Linked DNA regions of Homo sapiens: region 1 is linked to region 2. A link is a loop called in an ENCODE intact Hi-C map of the cell type or tissue named here. Cell type or tissue: mammary epithelial cell. All regions are shown on one strand. Each heading gives the region's core, and the rest is flanking DNA. Links, peaks and the distances in the headings are about the cores only. Region 1 holds the start of HCG4 (HLA complex group 4). Region 2 holds the start of HLA-A (major histocompatibility complex, class I, A).

What was found. Peaks named below come from ENCODE experiments on the same cell type or tissue, not always from the same donor. Only the 100,000 strongest peaks of a DNase experiment are listed, where the experiment ranks them.
Region 1: a loop joins it to region 2, with 15 times the contacts of the local background. A loop is called at or near these places in 17 of 110 quality-filtered maps.

What each region holds. Positions count from the first base shown.
Region 1 is chr6:29,787,463-29,795,793 of GRCh38, reverse strand. It overlaps HCG4 (HLA complex group 4), which reads left to right and starts at 2,721. Exons shown (of 1, transcript NR_002139.2): 1 at 2,721-4,763. It also overlaps the pseudogene HLA-V. RefSeq lists an enhancer at 4,374-5,573. In mammary epithelial cell, for the core only: a CTCF peak has its summit at 3,246; DNase peaks (open chromatin) are centred at 3,783, 4,433 and 4,973; H3K4me3 peaks cover 2,465 bases; H3K27ac peaks cover 3,667 bases.
Region 2 is chr6:29,939,076-29,947,406 of GRCh38, reverse strand. It overlaps HLA-A (major histocompatibility complex, class I, A), which reads right to left and starts at 4,875. Exons shown (of 8, transcript NM_002116.8): 1 at 4,781-4,875; 2 at 4,381-4,650; 3 at 3,864-4,139; 4 at 3,010-3,285; 5 at 2,791-2,907; 6 at 2,316-2,348; 7 at 2,126-2,173; 8 at 1,537-1,956. The coding sequence starts at 4,853. The coding sequence ends at 1,952. LOC124901298 (a long non-coding RNA gene) reads left to right here and starts at 1,814. Exons shown (of 3, transcript XR_007059541.1): 1 at 1,814-2,626. It also overlaps the pseudogene HCG4P5. In mammary epithelial cell, for the core only: a CTCF peak has its summit at 4,536 (motif pointing left); DNase peaks (open chromatin) are centred at 4,976, 5,706 and 6,216; H3K4me3 peaks cover 1,988 bases; H3K27ac peaks cover 2,214 bases.

The sequences.
Region 1 (8,331 bases), core at 202-8,201, 150 kb after region 2:
CTCCAGCCTGGGCAACAAGAGGGAGACTCCATCTCGAAAAGAAAGAAAGAAAGAAAGAAAGAAAGAAAGAAAGAAAGAAAGAAAGAAAGAAAGAAAGAAAGAAAGAAAGAAAGAAAGAAAGAAAGAAAGAAAGAAAGAAAGAAAGAAAGAAAGAAAGAAAGAAAGAAAGAAAGAAAGAGAAAGAAAGAAAGAAAGAAAAGAAGGAAAGAAGGAAGGAAGGAAGGAAGGAAGGAAGGAAGGAAGGAAGGAAGGAAGGAAAGAAAGAAAGAAAGATTTATGATCAAGTAACTTAACTACCTGGACATCCCCTCCTGGCATAAAAAACAAAACCTATGAAGCCACCCTCGGCTGTTGTCCAATTCTATTCCCCAAAAGGAACTTCTATCTTGAGTCTTGTATTTACTATTCCTTTTCATTGTCTCTAAAGATTTTTACAATAAGTATATATATATATATCCAAATCACAGTTTGACCTGCTTTTTTTAACTTCCCCGTACAGAGAACTCACACAATGTGCATTCTTCTGTGATGCTGATGCATGTTATGTGTAGGAGAGTTATCTCTGATGTGGGAGGGTGCTGTTCATTCACTGTTGCTGCTGAAGTTTTACTTTTTATTATTATACGACTATTTTGTTAATTCCCATTGATGTATATGTGATTGTTTCCAGTTTTTGCCATAAACATTGGTGTACATGTCTCCTGGACACATAGCCAAGAATGTCCCCAGGGGGTATGATCAGGAGGCAGATGGTGGGATTATATGATGTATGGACATTAATCATACTAGATAAGGCTAATTTGATTTCTCAAGTGCTTGTACCAAGAATGGGAAAGAGCTTGTGTTGCTCATGTGTTCTGAAAACATTCAGTTGGAGGCAGAAATTAAATGTTAAAAGGTACTGTCTTGGCTATAGAATCACCCTAGGCATTTTTTCATATTCCATTAACAACTTCCTTTTCTTTACTTTTATATTATAAATTACGGCATTATACTTTTAGCATAAAGTTCAAATAATGCTTCCTTTTGGCCTAAACACTTGGAGTTTATGAAAAAAATGGAGGGAGGGAGAAAGCTCTGAGGGAGGAAAGGAGGAAAGAAGGAAGGAAGGACAGAGAAAGACAAAATTTAAAATGTTCAAAAATAGGAGGAAAGAGTTGGAAACAGCAAGTATAGCTAATGTTATTAAAATGCAAGGGATTAAAAGATATGTAGATAATATCCATGGAATAATGGAAACTTAAGAAAGCCTTAATAGTTATCAAGTGCTGTGTCACAAACTACCTCAAAATTTAGTAGCTTAATAGAACAAATATCTGTTAACTCAAAGAGATACTACACACACAAGTAAAATAGATTCTGTGGGGGTGGCAGAAGTTGGATAAAGAGAAGGATTTTACAGGTTGGAATAAGAGTTATTGATATGCAGATGGAAATAATTTTTAGTCCAAGTCCTTCAAGGAGCAGATGCCAAGATGAGCTTAAAGTCTGCGACATCTTATAAGGGGACACACCCGTAAGGGAATATGGGAAGTGAGCCAGAAATCCCTGAGAAAAGGCGGCAGACCACGATGCAAGTGTGACCCCAAGTGCTGGACAGAAGGAGAGAAAGTTTGTTTGACGCATCCTAGAGCACAGGCAATCTAAGGAGAGTTGAGCAAGGCCGTGGAGGAGTCTTCCAGCTACAGTTAGCCATCAGAGGAGTCCCGTGTCTCCCAGGAATGGCTTGCCTTAATGCCTGCTGTGACCAGTCACTGGCTGGGAACAGCCCATGGGAAGCAGGGCTTTGCACCAATCCTGCTGAGGATGTCAGAGCACAGGAGCACAGCCTTGGGACATTACCTGTGAGTATCACTCAATCCTTCCTTCCTGAGGGTTCTGGGCTCTTGAATATGAAACCCTCTCAGGCTGGGTTGCTGGATGATTCTGCTCACACTTACAACAGGACAAGGGGAACCATAAGGTCTCCAAGTGGATCTCTTATTTCCACACACACATCTCCTGCCCTCCTTGTGTGATAGCAGCCCTGCCTCCTCCTCTTCTCACCTGCTTGTATCTGGACACATACTATTCAAACATCCCTGGGGGCAGCCATAATGTATATTTCCATGGACTCTCATTTAAATGTCTCCTTGCCAGGGTGCCCCCTTTGGGAAACCAGGACCTCCTCCCCTACAGAGCCCAGATATTGGAGATGAGAAGTGCAAAATCACCCTGAAGGTGAATATAAGGGTTTAGATATGGAGCCACACCTGCTTCTACTTCTTGGTTTTTGGACCCACGTATTCTTCCTTCTGTAAACACAGCACTATAGAGACATCTTTGATTCAATACATGCACCACATCCTGAAAGATGGCACCCATTCCTCAGAGGGTTTCATCCAAGCTGGCACTAAGTTGTGTCTGTAGAGACCTGTCCATGACTCTGTGTGGCTGGCAGCCCCTGGGAGGTGCAGGTGGTGATAAGACCAGGGGGTGCCATGGTCATGGACCACGCTTCATCCCCTTTCCTCTGAGGTGTGTCCCGCGGGCAGATAATGTACTGAAATTCTGAGCCAGTGGCTCAGGAATGCCAATAGTGATACTGGCTGAGGGTCTAAGAGTAGAGAGGAAAACCACACCACATCTAATAGGTGCCTATCCCTGTGAGGATGAACCTCCGCCCCCCGGGCCGCCTCCCACTTGAGCTGGGTGATCTGAGCCGCCGTGTCTGCGGCTGTCAAGGAGCACAGGTCCTCGTTCAGGACGATGTAATCCTTGCCATCGTAAGCAAGCTGGTGATACCCGCGGAGTAGGCGCCCGTCCGACCCCACGTCGCAGACAGACATCCTCTAGATGGGTGTGAGACCCTGGCCCCGCCCCCGCGGCCAGCCCCGCCCACCGAGCCCCGCCCTCGCCAGGACCAACCTGCGGGGATTTTGGCTGAAAATGAAACCGGGTAACGGCTCCTGGGCCTCTCCCGGGTCAAGGGTCTCCAGGTCCCGCTGCCTCGGCGTGGATCTCGGACCCAGAGACTCGGGGAGACCCGGGCGGTCCGTGGGGGATGTGGAGGGGTAGTGACCTGCGCCCCCGGCCGGTGTCACTCACAGGCCTCACTCTGGTTGTAGTAGCCGCTCAGGGTCCGCAGGTTCACTCGGTAAAACTGTGCTTTGGCCTTGGCGGTCCCTGTCTCCTCTTCCCAATATTCCGGCCCCTCCTGCTCCATCCACGGCGCCCGCGGCTCCATCCTGGGACTCGTGGCGTCGCTGTCGAGCCGCACGCACTGCGTGTCGTCCACGTCGCCCACGGAGAGGAAGCGGGGATCCGCGCGGCCGGGCCGGGACATGGTGGTGTGGAAATACCTCAAGGAGTGGAAGCCTGGGAGCAAGGAGGGGGCTGAGACCCTCCCGACCCTCCTCCCGGCACCGCAACCGGGTTCCTGCGCCCCCGCCGGGCAGGCCCCTAGCTACTCCCCACAGACGCCGTTTCCCTCCCGACCCCGCACTCACCTGCCCAGGTCTGGGTCAGGACCAGGGCCCCCGAGAGCAGCAGAAGCAGGGTTCGGGGCGCCATGACACCATCCTCGGCGACTGGGAAGAATCGGAGTCCCGGTGGGTGCGTGGGAACTTTAGAACCGGGACCGCGGCTACATTGATTGGCTTCTCTAGAAACCCGACACTCAATGGGAGTGAGAACTGGGGCAGCCCGGTGAGTACCCAGGAAGAAGGACCCGACACAGGTTGGGAGAGGGAGAAGAGAAACCCTGCAAAGATGGGGAATGCCCAGCGCTGGGCCTCCCCAATCCATACACCGCCTTTGGGGCCTGAGATCCTGAGAGCCACGCCTGAGGCCCTGGGACTTCGCCCTGACCCCGCTACTTCTGTGCCAAGCGCTCTGTCTCAATGTTTCCCTGAGTCTTGGCCCAGGAGCTGTCTGAGAAACCAGGGAGAAACCCTCGGAATGGGCCCCGTCCCTCTCTCTTCACTTTGCATCACGGAATCCCCGTCCCAGAACTGGACTCCCTGCCTCCTACTCCTTACCTGTCCCCGTGGACTCTTCTAGAAGAAAAATCACCCCAGGGAGCTTGTTGCCAGAGAGTGAGCTTGCCCTGGGAATGGAGGTGTAGAGACAGGGTTTTTTGTTGTTGTTGTTTGTTTGTTTTTTAAATCTGGAAAAGTTGTGCCTGAGTGCATGAGATAGAATAGAGACCAGTTTGCTTTTTGTTTATTAACTACAGTGGGTAGCAGAATCTTGGTAACTCCTAATGATCAGGAATCTAATCGGCCAAAAATGTGACTTTGGTCCCTTGACATATAAATGTGTCTAAAAGCATTACAACAGGAATCACAAAGCTCCTAAGTTTCACTTTCCCAGACAATGTATCTGTGACTCCCGCTTGTAGTATTTTAAATTTACCTTCATTCCATAGCCCTGAGTTTCTGTGTGAGTCCAGGACATCTCCTAATACAAGGTAGCCACTGTGTTACTATATGTTGTAACCAGGAGCCAGTACGGACTTTATTCATCTCACAGTGGCAAGCACTCAATGCAGTCACAATGCCCCTCACCAGTGCTCATGCACTGCCTGTTTTTAGGAAGTATCCACTTCTAAGTGTTGTGTATATTTTATATGAACACTTAGTATTTTTTAAACCTGATTAACATAAAAAAATTAGTTTTTAGGCAGACCCACATAAGGTATTAAAGGCCAACTGCAAAGATCACCCTGCAAGGCTCTGTAGATTGATGTATTAAAATATATAAAACAATGTGTTTAAACCTGAGTTCTGCTGCTTTCGAATTCTTTCCCTCTGCTCCATTTCCTCACCTCCTGCATCTCCAGCCCTTCCCTCCATTCCTCTCATGCCTCAGGCCCTCCTCTCCCCTTAGTCCCCACCACCTTGTCACTCCTTATTTGTGACACTAGCACTGTCCCATTACCTGCTACGTGACTGTTCTCTGCACAGTGGTCCTGCTCCTGTGAGTCAGAGTGTGTCATTTCTCCACCTAAAACATTCCACTGGCTCCACCTTGGTCTTGTGAAGCTTCTGGAATGTCAGGCACGTAAGCATATGAGGGCACACCTGGTTCATTGTAGGGATTAAATTAATTTTTCTTGACTGAATGAATGAAATATGAGTCTATTAAATTGCATCACAGAAAATTATAAAATGTAAAATACTGAAAAAGTTAAGAAATATTTTATTTTATGTAATTAGTGTGCATATCAATTCATCAATTCATTCGTGCACTACCACGACTGGCAAAACAACACCCATTTATCTGCTTATACTTCCTTGGTCAGAAATCTGGGCAAGATGTGGATAGAATCCCTGTTCTGGGCTTCCAAAAGCTGTGTTTTCATTTTGAATCCTCCTTCAGGCTTATACAGAGGTGGCAGAATGCAGTTTCTGGCAGTTGTAAGACTGAGGTTTCTGTTCCTTGCTGGCTGTCAATACAGAGAATAGGCAGGGTTGTGCTCAATTCCTGGTGCCTAACAGTGTTCTTTCCTACACAGCCTCTTCATTTTCAAAGCCCACGGTAGAGGAAACCCCTCATGCTGAATCCCTCTCACACTGCAAATCTCTATGCTCAGAAAGAACACAGACCTTTCAAGGACTCACCTTATTAGGACAGTCAAAGCAGGATAAACCCAGCCTAAAGTCAACTAATTGAGGCCCTTAGTTATATCTGCTAAATCCCTTCACAGCAGCATCTACACTAGAGTTGCTTGAATAACTGGGGGAAAGTGAATGACCGGGAGGTGGCTGTTGGGGGCCATCAAAGAATCAGCCCAGCAAGGGTTGGATCTTCCTTTTGTGTTTAATTTGGACACAGTTGGAAATTGAAGTTCAAGTAAAGTGATCATTGTGAATGGTAATAAAATGCATCCTCTTCAGCCATGGACATTCTCCTTACCTTTTAAAACTAAGTTACATGTGTAATGTCTTATAATTAATTTAGGCCAGGTGTGGTGGCTCACACCTGTGATTCTAGCACCGTGGAAGGCAGAGGAAGGCAGATTTGTTGACTCCAGATGTTGAAGATCAGCCTGGGCAACATGGAGAAACCCCCATCTCTACAAAAAAATTTAGAAAATTAGCCAGGCGTGGTGCTTCATGCCTGTAGTCCCAGTTACTCAGGACGCTGAGATAAGAGGGTCCCTTGAGCCCAGGAAGTCGACACTGCAGTGCATGGTGATCATGCCACTGCACTCCAGCCTGGGCGACAGAGCGAGACCCTGTCTCAATAACAATAATATTAATAATAATGATAAATTTAGAGCAAATGCAAATTAATGTGTAATACTACATCCTCTTTTGTGAAAATGTGTTAGTTATTTACTATTGCATAACAAATTATGTAAAACTTAGCAGCTCAAAATGGCAAATATTCATCATCTCCCGCAGGTTCCAATGGTCAGGAATCCAGGAGAGGTTTCCCTGAGTGCTTCTTGCTCAGGGCCTCTCACAAGGTTGCAGTCCAGTTGTCAGCCTAGGCCTGCATCATCTGAGTGCTTCACTGGGACTGAGGATTCACATGAAACATGGATGGGTCACATGGCTGTTGGAAAAGCCCTAGTTCCTTGTTTTCTGTTCCCAGAAGGCCCCAGTTCTCAGCCACATGGACCTTCCTTCAGGGCTGCTTATGGCACAGCAGGTGGCTTCCCCCAGAGCTCATGATTCCAGAGACATTGAGAGAGAAGGGGGAGGCTGCAGTGAGTTTTATGTTCTACACCCAGAGTCACAAACTCTTATGTCAGCATTACCAGTTAGAAGTTGTATTAGTCCGTTCTCACATTGCTATAAAGAAATACCTGAGACTGGGTAATTTATAAAGGAAAGAGGTTTAATTGACTCATAGTTCTGCATTGCTGAGAAGGCTGCCCCATGAAACTTACAATCATGGCAGAAGTGGAGGCAAACACGTCCTTCTTCACATGGTGGCAGGAGAGAGAATTGCAGATCGAAGTGGGGAAAAATACCTCATAAAACCATCAGATCTCATGAGAATTCCCTCAGCATCATAAGAGCAGCATGGGGGTACCATACCCGTGATCCAATCACCTCCCAGGAGGTCCCTCCCCCGATACATAGGGATTACAATTTGCATGACAATTCAAGATGAGAATTTGGTGGGAACTCAGAGCCAGACCATATCAGAAATGCATCATTAAGTCCCAGCCACACTCAAGAGAGGAAATTAAGCAGCATCTCTGGAAGGGAACAGTATTAAAGGATTTGAATATATATTAAAAGCAAATTTAAAACTCTTGTTTCAGGATTTTGAAAATCAAAATTTTTTTATCTAATTATTTTTCGTTAACCCTTTTAGCTTGTCTTTTAATTTAATTTAATTTTAAGTTCCAGGTTATGTGTGCAGGATGCGCAGGTTTGTTACATAGGTAAATGTGTGCCATGGTGGTTTGCTGCACCTATCAAACCATCACCTATGTATTAACCCTGGCATGCATTAGCTATTTTTTCCTAATACTCCTCCCACCACTGCCCTCCCCCAGCAGGCACCAGTGTGTGATGTTCCTCTCCTTGTGTCCATGTGTTCTCATTGCTCATCTCCCAATTATAAGTGAGAACATGTGGTGTTTGGCTTTCTGTTCCTGTGTTAGTTTGCTGAGGATGGCTTCCAGCTTCATCCATATCCCTGCAAAAGACTGAATCTCATTCCTTTTTGTGGCTGCATAATATTCCATGGTGTATATGTACCATATTTTCTTAATGCAGTACATCATTGATGGGCATTTGGGCTGATTCCATGTCTTTGCTATTGTGGATAGTGCTGCAATAAGCATACACATGCATGTATCTTTATAATAGAGTGATTTATTTTCCTTTGGATGTATACCCTGTAATGGGATTGCTGGGTCAAATGGTATTTCTGGTTCTAAATCTTTGAGGAATCACCAAACTGTCTTCCACAATGGTTCAACCAATTTACATTTCCAGCAACAGTGTAAAAGCCTTCCTATTTCTCCACAACCTCGCCAGCATCTGGTGTTTATGTAGTTTTAAATAATTGCCATTCTGACTGGCATTAGATGGTATCTCATTTGTGGTTTTGATTTGCATTTCTGTAATCAGTGATGTTGAGCTTTTTTTCATGTTTTTTTGGCCACATGTACATCTTATTTTGTGAAATGTCTCTTCATGTCCTTTGTTCACTTTTTAATGAAGTTTTTTTCATGTAAATTTGCTTAAGTTCTTTATAGATTCTGAATATTAGACCTTTGTAAGATAGATAGATTGCAAAAATTTTCTCCCATTCTGTAGGGTGTCTGTTCACTCTGATAGTTTCTTTTTCTGTGCAGATGCTCTTTTGTTTAATTAGATCCCA
Region 2 (8,331 bases), core at 176-8,175:
AATGGGGAGATAACCAGGACAGGATTTATGGAACTGGTGATTCCACCATGGGGCATAATGTATCTAGGTTTATTCCCTGGCCTCTGTAAGCCCCAGTGTGATGGGGGACATAATGGTGCTGTAGGAATCTGGGCAGCAATGTCAGCTCACACCCAATGTTAATACTTATCCCATCTCCTGATTAAATGGCTATAGGCTCCTTTGCAGAAGGGCTGATGGAATTGTCCCAGCATATAACCATCATCGTGTCCCAAGGTTCTTTCTCTTAGGGATATAGATATGTCCTTAGTCACTGGATTCTGAATCTGAAGCTTGCTCCTCAATTCCACATGCTTATCATAGATATCAAGCAGTGCCCTTGCTGTCTGCCCATCTTTTCTGACCCTGGGACACCACCCTTTATTAACCTTCCCCACAACTCCTTGAAGGTCAAGCCCCCTTGGCTGATACTCTGGGTTATCACAGTAAATGTGCCCTCTATCTTTTGCAGGTCACTGAAAAGGAGGGTTCCTAAAGCATTCACTCCTGACCCTGAGGGAGGTGGGTGCACTCACTCCAGGACTCAGGTTCACCACAGATAAGCAAAAAAGTCCTCACATTCAAAATTGTCCTGGGCCACATGCAGCCCACGAGCCGCGGGTTGGACAAGCCTGCATCTAGAACGTATGCACCATAACCCCAGACATTTTTCTGTTTTTACTTTAAGGATGCTTTCTAAATGCAAAAGCAGTCATATCCCTAGCAGACAACAAATGTCAGTTGAATGAATGATCACTGTAGAGCACCTCCCTATTCTAAAGCCCATATCTTTATTAATGTAGCCACAGGGCAAATGCTGTTTTGTGGCAGCTAAAGAACATAAGTTCACGTGGACATCCATGCCGCCAGTGCTTTTCTCACCAGGGCTGCTTGTATGTCCTCCCTCCTCCCACACCAACCCTCCTGCACACTTCAGCACAAAACCATATATTTCTCTTCAGGAACAATAACCCTAGCCTTATGGGTACAATTTTCCAACCACATATGAATCTAAATTAGACTCTGCTTTATAAATCTATGAGTTTGGATTGGAGCCAGCACTAGGATTACTACAACTCAGAGCAGGAAGAAGAGTAGGAGGGCAGAAGAGGAGTTCCAACAGAAAGTTAACCATGATGAGAAACTATGGGACCCCTCCTCTCTGCAAATGTCACAATCTGGTTCCTTTAAAAAGATTGGAGAAAAATCGAAAATACCATTAAGGAAAAAGCCCTGGGAGGAAGGCAAGACCTGGACAGGTCTGAAAATTTGTCTCTTGATACCACAAGGAGATTTGTATGCAGGGACCACCCTAGGTGACATCCAACTCCCTGTGATCACAGGTCTTGGTGGGACAAGGTTCTACTGAAGGGCCAAGGACAATGGAGCAGCAAAGATGACCCAGGTGAGCTGTGACCACATAAAGCCCATGGTGGCCAGAACAGAAACTGGGCACAGCCCCATCTACTCTCCTCCCCTGCAACAAATCAGCACAAGAAACACGTGGACTCTGGAAGGTTCTCATGTCTTCCATTTATTTTGTCTCTCAAATTTTAGGAATCTTCTCCTTTAATTAACTCATCAACCTCTCATGGCAAGAATTTGAGAAAGTAAATTTATACTAAGGTTCTAATTTTAATAGGGAAGGAAGAAGTTACAGCTCAGTGCACCATGAAGTTGAGACAGAGATGGAGACACCTCAGCCCCACCTCTCTGGAACAGGAAAGATGATTGGGGAGGGAGCACAGGTCAGCGTGGGAAGAGGGTCATGGTGGACATGGGGGTGGGGTGGTCTCCCCACCTCCTCACATTATGCCTACACGAACACAGACACATGCAGGTGCCTTTGCAGAAACAAAGTCAGGGTTCTTCAAGTCACAAAGGGAAGGGCAGGAACAACTCTTGCCTCTCAGTCCCACACAAGGCAGCTGTCTCACACTATAGAAAAAAATATTCATGAACAAATTCATATCCATCACAGTGAGGGGTCACACCTTAAACAGCCCATCGCATGCTCAATACATCCAATGCAAAGAAACCCCATAGCACAGCTGTGTCCACTGTTCCGCCCAACACCCAACACACATTAGGTCCTCCAAGCTCTCACCTTTACAAGCTGTGAGGGACACATCAGAGCCCTGGGCACTGTCACTGCCTGGGGTAGAACAAAAACAGAACCTGGTCAGATCCCACAGAAGATGTGGCTAGAGGAGGAATTGTGAGGTGGGTGGGCTCCCCCATGGGCTCCCAAACACAATATCCCAAGGACCTCAGGCATCAGCCTCCTTCATACTTACTTGCAGCCTGAGTGTAACTCCCTCCTTTTCTATCTGTGAGAAGAAAATGTCCTGTGAGATACCAGAAAGGAGCCAGGGCCTTAAGGTCCTAGAGGAACCTCCTAGTCTTGGACCCCAGAGAAGTTTCCAGAAATGTGTGACTGCAGACCCAGGGCGGGATCAGGAAACATGAAGAAAGCAGGTGTGGGTCCTGGACCAATAGCCCTCCTGAGGTCTGTCCTCAGGGACCTTCCCCTGTGACTTGTGACTGCTGGGATCAGGTCCCATCACCGCCGTAATCAAGGTGATAAATCTGTCCTTCATTTTAACAGGTGCTTTACAAAAGAGTAAGTGCTGGCACACAGGGCCCAGACTGGGTAGGCCCATGATTGTGGACGGTGCTTCCCAGTAATGAGACAGGGCACATTTCTAGCTGGGGCTTGGAACCCTCAGTGAGACAAGAAATCTCAGACCCCACCCTTCACCCCTTCTCCACCTGAGCTCTTCCTCCTCCACATCACGGCAGCGACCACAGCTCCAGTGATCACAGCTCCAAGGAGAACCAGGCCAGCAATGATGCCCACGATGGGGATGGTGGGCTGGGAAGACAGCTCTGGGAAAAGAGGGGAAGGTGAGGGGCCCTGACCCTGCTAAAGGTCTCCAGAGAGGCTCCTGCTTTCCCTAAGAGACATGACACCCCCATCTCCCTCCTTACCCCATCTCAGGGTGAGGGGCTTGGGCAGACCCTCATGCTGCACATGGCAGGTGTATCTCTGCTCCTCTCCAGAAGGCACCACCACAGCCGCCCACTTCTGGAAGGTTCCATCCCCTGCAGGCCTGGTCTCCACGAGCTCCGTGTCCTGGGTCTGGTCCTCCCCATCCCGCTGCCAGGTCAGTGTGATCTCCGCAGGGTAGAAGCCCAGGGCCCAGCACCTCAGGGTGGCCTCATGGTCAGAGATGGGGTGGTGGGTCATATGTGTCTTGGGGGGGTCTGACGGGAAGAGTCAGAAAATTCAGGCATTTTGCATCTGTCATGGGACACTCCACCAGCACGCATGTGGCCATCTTGAGAATGGACAGGACACCCGGGATGGGGAAGAGAGCACAGAACCCAGACACCAGCCTGGACACAGGCACCTGGGATAATCTTCTATTCCCTGAGAAGGGAACAGCGACTTCTGGTCCTGACCTGAGTGGAGGCTGAGGGACTCAGAAGTGCTGGACTCAGACCCCCACACACATTGAGTGTGAAGCAGAGAACAAGGCCTGAGAGGAAAAGTCACGGGCCCAAGGCTGCTGCCGGTGTCAAAGGGAACCACTCATCAGTATTCGAGGGATCGTCTTCCCGTCACTCCTTCAGAGATTTTATCCCTTAATTGTGTCAGAGAGCAGGGCGGAACCTCAGAGTCACTCTCTGGTACAGGATCTGGAACCCAGGAGGATTCCTCTCCCTCAGGACCAGAGGGAGGGTGATATTCTAGTGTTGGTCCCAATTGTCTCCCCTCCTTGTGGGAGGCCAGCCCGGGAGATCTACAGGCGATCAGGGAGGCGCCCCGTGGCCCCTGGTACCCGTGCGCTGCAGCGTCTCCTTCCCGTTCTCCAGGTATCTGCGGAGCCACTCCACGCACGTGCCATCCAGGTAGGCTCTCAACTGCTCCGCCTCATGGGCCGCCTCCCACTTGCGCTTGGTGATCTGAGCCGCCATGTCCGCCGCGGTCCAAGAGCGCAGGTCCTCGTTCAGGGCGATGTAATCCTTGCCGTCGTAGGCGTCCTGCCGGTACCCGCGGAGGAAGCGCCCGTCCGACCCCACGTCGCAGCCATACATTATCTGGATGGTGTGAGAACCTGGCCCCGACCCCGCGGTCAGCCCAGTCCCCCGAGCCCCGCCCAGCCCCGACCAACCCGGGGGGATTTTTGGCCTAAACTGAAAATGAAACCGGGTAAAGGCGCCTGGGCCTCTCCCGGGGCAAGGGTCTCGGGGTCCCGCGGCTTCGGGGTGGATCTCGGACCCGGAGACTGTGGGCGACCTGGCCCGTCCGTGGGGGATGAGGGGTCCTGACCTGCGCCCCCGGCCGGGGTCACTCACCGGCCTCGCTCTGGTTGTAGTAGCCGCGCAGGGTCCCCAGGTCCACTCGGTCAGTCTGTGACTGGGCCTTCACATTCCGTGTCTCCTGGTCCCAATACTCCGGCCCCTCCTGCTCTATCCACGGCGCCCGCGGCTCCATCCTCTGGCTCGCGGCGTCGCTGTCGAACCGCACGAACTGCGTGTCGTCCACGTAGCCCACGGCGATGAAGCGGGGCTCCCCGCGGCCGGGCCGGGACACGGATGTGAAGAAATACCTCATGGAGTGGGAGCCTGGGGGCGAGCAGTGGCTGAGACCTGCCCGACCCTCGTCCCGGCGCGGCTCCCCCGGTCCTGCGCCCCCGCCAGGAGGGCCCCTTGCTTCTCCCCGCAGAGGCGGTTTCCCTCCCGACCCCGCACTCACCCGCCCAGGTCTGGGTCAGGGCCAGGGCCCCCGAGAGTAGCAGGAGGAGGGTTCGGGGCGCCATGACGGCCATCCTCGGCGTCTGGGGAGAATCTGAGTCCCGGTGGGTGCGTGCGGGCTTTAGAACAGCGACCGCGACGACACTGATTGGCTTCTCTGGAAACCCGACACCCAATGGGAGTGAGAACTGGGTCCGCGTCGTGAGTATCCAGGATGAAGGACCCTACGTAGGTTGGGAGAGGGAGAAAAGAAACTGCGGAGTTGGGGAATCCCCAAGGCTGGGACTCCCCAATCCATACACCGCCTTCGGGGCCTGAGACTCTGAGAGCCACGCCTGGGGCCCTGGGACTTCGCCCTGACCCCTCTGCTCCTGTGCGAAGCGCTCTGTCTCAATGTCTCCCTGAGTCTTGGCCCAGGAGCTGTCTGAGAAACAAGGGAGAAACCCTCGGCATGGGCCCCGTCCCTCTCCTTTCACTTTTCATCCCATTATCTCTGTCCCTGAACTGGACTCCCTGACTCCCACTCCTTACCTGTCCACCTGGACTCTTCTAGAAGAAAAATCACCCCATGGAGTTTGGTGCCAGAGAGTAAGCTTGATCTGGGAATGGAGGTGTAGATTTTTGTTGTTGTTGTTTTTGTTTTTAATCCGGAAAAGTTGTGCCTGAGTGCATGAGACAGAATAGAGACCAATTTGCTCTTTGTTTATTAACTACAGTGGGTAGCAGAATCTTGGTAACCCCTGAATGATCAGGAATCTAATAGGTAAAAAATGTGACTTTGGCCCCTTAATGTATAAATGTGTCCAAAAGCATTACAACAGGACTCACAAAGCTACTAAGTTGCACTTTCCCAGACAATGTATCTGTGACTCCTGCTTGTCTTACTTTAAATTTGCCATCATTCCTTAGCTCTGAGTTTCTGTGTGAGTCCACGACATCTCCTCAATACAAAGTAGCCACTGTGTTCCTATATGTTGCAACCAGAAGCCATTACAGGCTTTATTCACCTCAAAGTTGCAACTGTTCAAGGCAGTCACAATGCCCCTCACTAGTGCTCATGCACTGCCTGTTTTTAGGAAGTATCCACTTCTAAGTGTTGTGTATATTTTATAGGAACACTTAGTAATTTTTAAACCTGATTAACATAAAAAATAGTTTTTAGGCAGACCCACATGAGGTATTAAAAGACAACTGCCAAGGACACCCTCCTAGGCTCTGTAGATTGATGTATTAAAATCCATAAAACAATGTCTTTAAACCTAAGAATTCTGCTGCTTTCAAATTCTTTCCTCTGCTCCTTTTCCTCACCTCCTGCTTCTCCAGCCCTTCCCTCCATCCTTCTCATCCTTCAGGCCCTCCTCTCCCCTTAGTTCCCACCACACTGTCACTCATGAATTGTGACACTAGCACTGTCCCATGACCTGCTACGTAACTGTTCTTTTCACAGTGGCCCTGCTCCTGTGAGTCGGAGTGTGTCATTTCTCCACTTAAAACACTCCAGTGTCTCCACCTCGGTCTTGTGAAGCTTCTGGAGTGTCAGGCACTTGAGCATATGAGGGGATACCTCGTTCATTGTAGGGACTAAGTTAATTTTTGTTGACTTAATGAATGAAATATGAGTGTATTAAATTGCATCACAGATAATTATAAACTGTAAAACACTGAAAAAGTTCAGAAAGATTTTATTTTATGCAACTAGTGTGTATATCAATTCATCAATTCATTCGCACACTACCATGCCTGGCAAAACAACACACATTTATCTGCTTATAGTTCCTTGGTCAGAAATCTGGGCAAGATGTGGATAGAATCTCCATTCTGGGCTTCCAAAAGCTGTGTTTTCATTTTGAATCCTCCTTCGGGTTTATACAGAGGTGGCAGAATGCAGTTTCTTGCAGTTGTAAGACTGAGGTCCCTGTTCCTGGCTAGCTGTCAATGTAGAGAACTGGGAGGGGCTCAATTCCCGGTGCTCACCAGCGTTCTTTCCTACACAGCCCCTTAATTTTTCTTTTTTTTTTTTTTTTTGAGACGGAGTCTGGCTCTGTAGCCCAGGCTGGGGTACAGTGGCCCAATGATCTCTGCTCACTACAAGCTCCGCCTCCTGGGTTCACACCATTCTCCTGTCTCAGTCCCAAGTAGCTGGGACTACAGGCGCCCACCACTATGCTCTAATTTTTTTTTTCTTAGTAGAGACAGGGTTTCACCTTGTTAGCCAGGATTGTCTCGACCTCCTGACCTCATGATCCGCCCGCCTCGGCCTCCCAAAGTGTCGGGATTACAGGCGTGAGCCACCGCGCCCGGCCCATAGCCCCTTCCTTTTCAAAGCCCATGGTGGAGGAAACCCCTCATGCTGAGTCCCTTTCACACTGTAAGTCTCTATGCTCATGAAGAACCCAGTCCTTTCAAGGACTCACCTGATTAGGACAGTCCAAGCAGGATAAACCCAGCATAAAGTCAACTAATTGAGACCCTTAATTATATCTGCTAAATCCCTTCACAGCAGCACCTACATTAGAGTTGGTTGAATAACTGGAGGAAGGTGAATGACCAGGAGCTGCTTGTTGAGGCCATCATAGAATCAGCCTAGCAAGGGTTGGATCTTCCTTTTGTGTTTAATTGGGACACAGTTGGAAAGTGAAGTTCAAGTAACGTGATCATTGTGAATGGTCATAAAATACATCCTCTTCAGCCATGGAAATTGTCCTTACTTTTTAAAACTAAGTTACATGTTTAATATCTTATAATTAATTTAGGCCAGGTGTGGTGGCTCACATCTGTCATCCTAGCACTGTGGAAGGCAGAGGAATGGAGATTTGTTGACTCCAGAAGTTCAAGATCAGCCTGGGCAAAACCTCCATCTATACAAAAAATTAGAAAATTAGCCAGGCATGGTAGTTCATGATGGTAGTCGCAGCTACTCAGGAGGCTGAGGTCAGAGAGTCCCTTGACCCCAGGCGTTCGACACTGCAGTGCATGGTGATCATGCCACTGCATTCCAGCCTGGGTGACAGAGCAAGACCCTGTCTCAAAAATAATAATGATGATGATGACACATTTAGAGCAAATGCAATTTGATGTGTAATAATACATCCTCTCTTGTGAAAATATATTATTTACTGTTGCATAACAAATTACGTAAAACTTAGCTCGAAACAACAAATGTTTCTCATCTCCCACAGTTTCCAATCGTCAGGAATCCAGGAGAGGTTTCCCTGAGTGCTTCCTGCTCAGGGCCTCTCACAAGGTTGCACTCCAGTTGTCAGCCAGGGGCCGCAGCATCTGAGGGCTTCGCTGGGGCTGGGAATTCACAAGAAACATGGATCAGTCACATGGCTGTTGGAAAAGGCCTGGTTCCTTGTTGTCTGTTCCCAGAAGGCCTCAGTTCTCAGTCATGTGGACCTTCCTGCAGGGCTGCTTATGGCACAGCGGCTGGCTTCCCCCAGAGCTCATGATCCCAGATTCAGAGAGAGAGAAGGTGGAAGCCGCAGTTAGTTTTATGTTCTACACCCAGAGTCACAAACTGTTATGTTGGCACTATTCTATAAGTTAGAA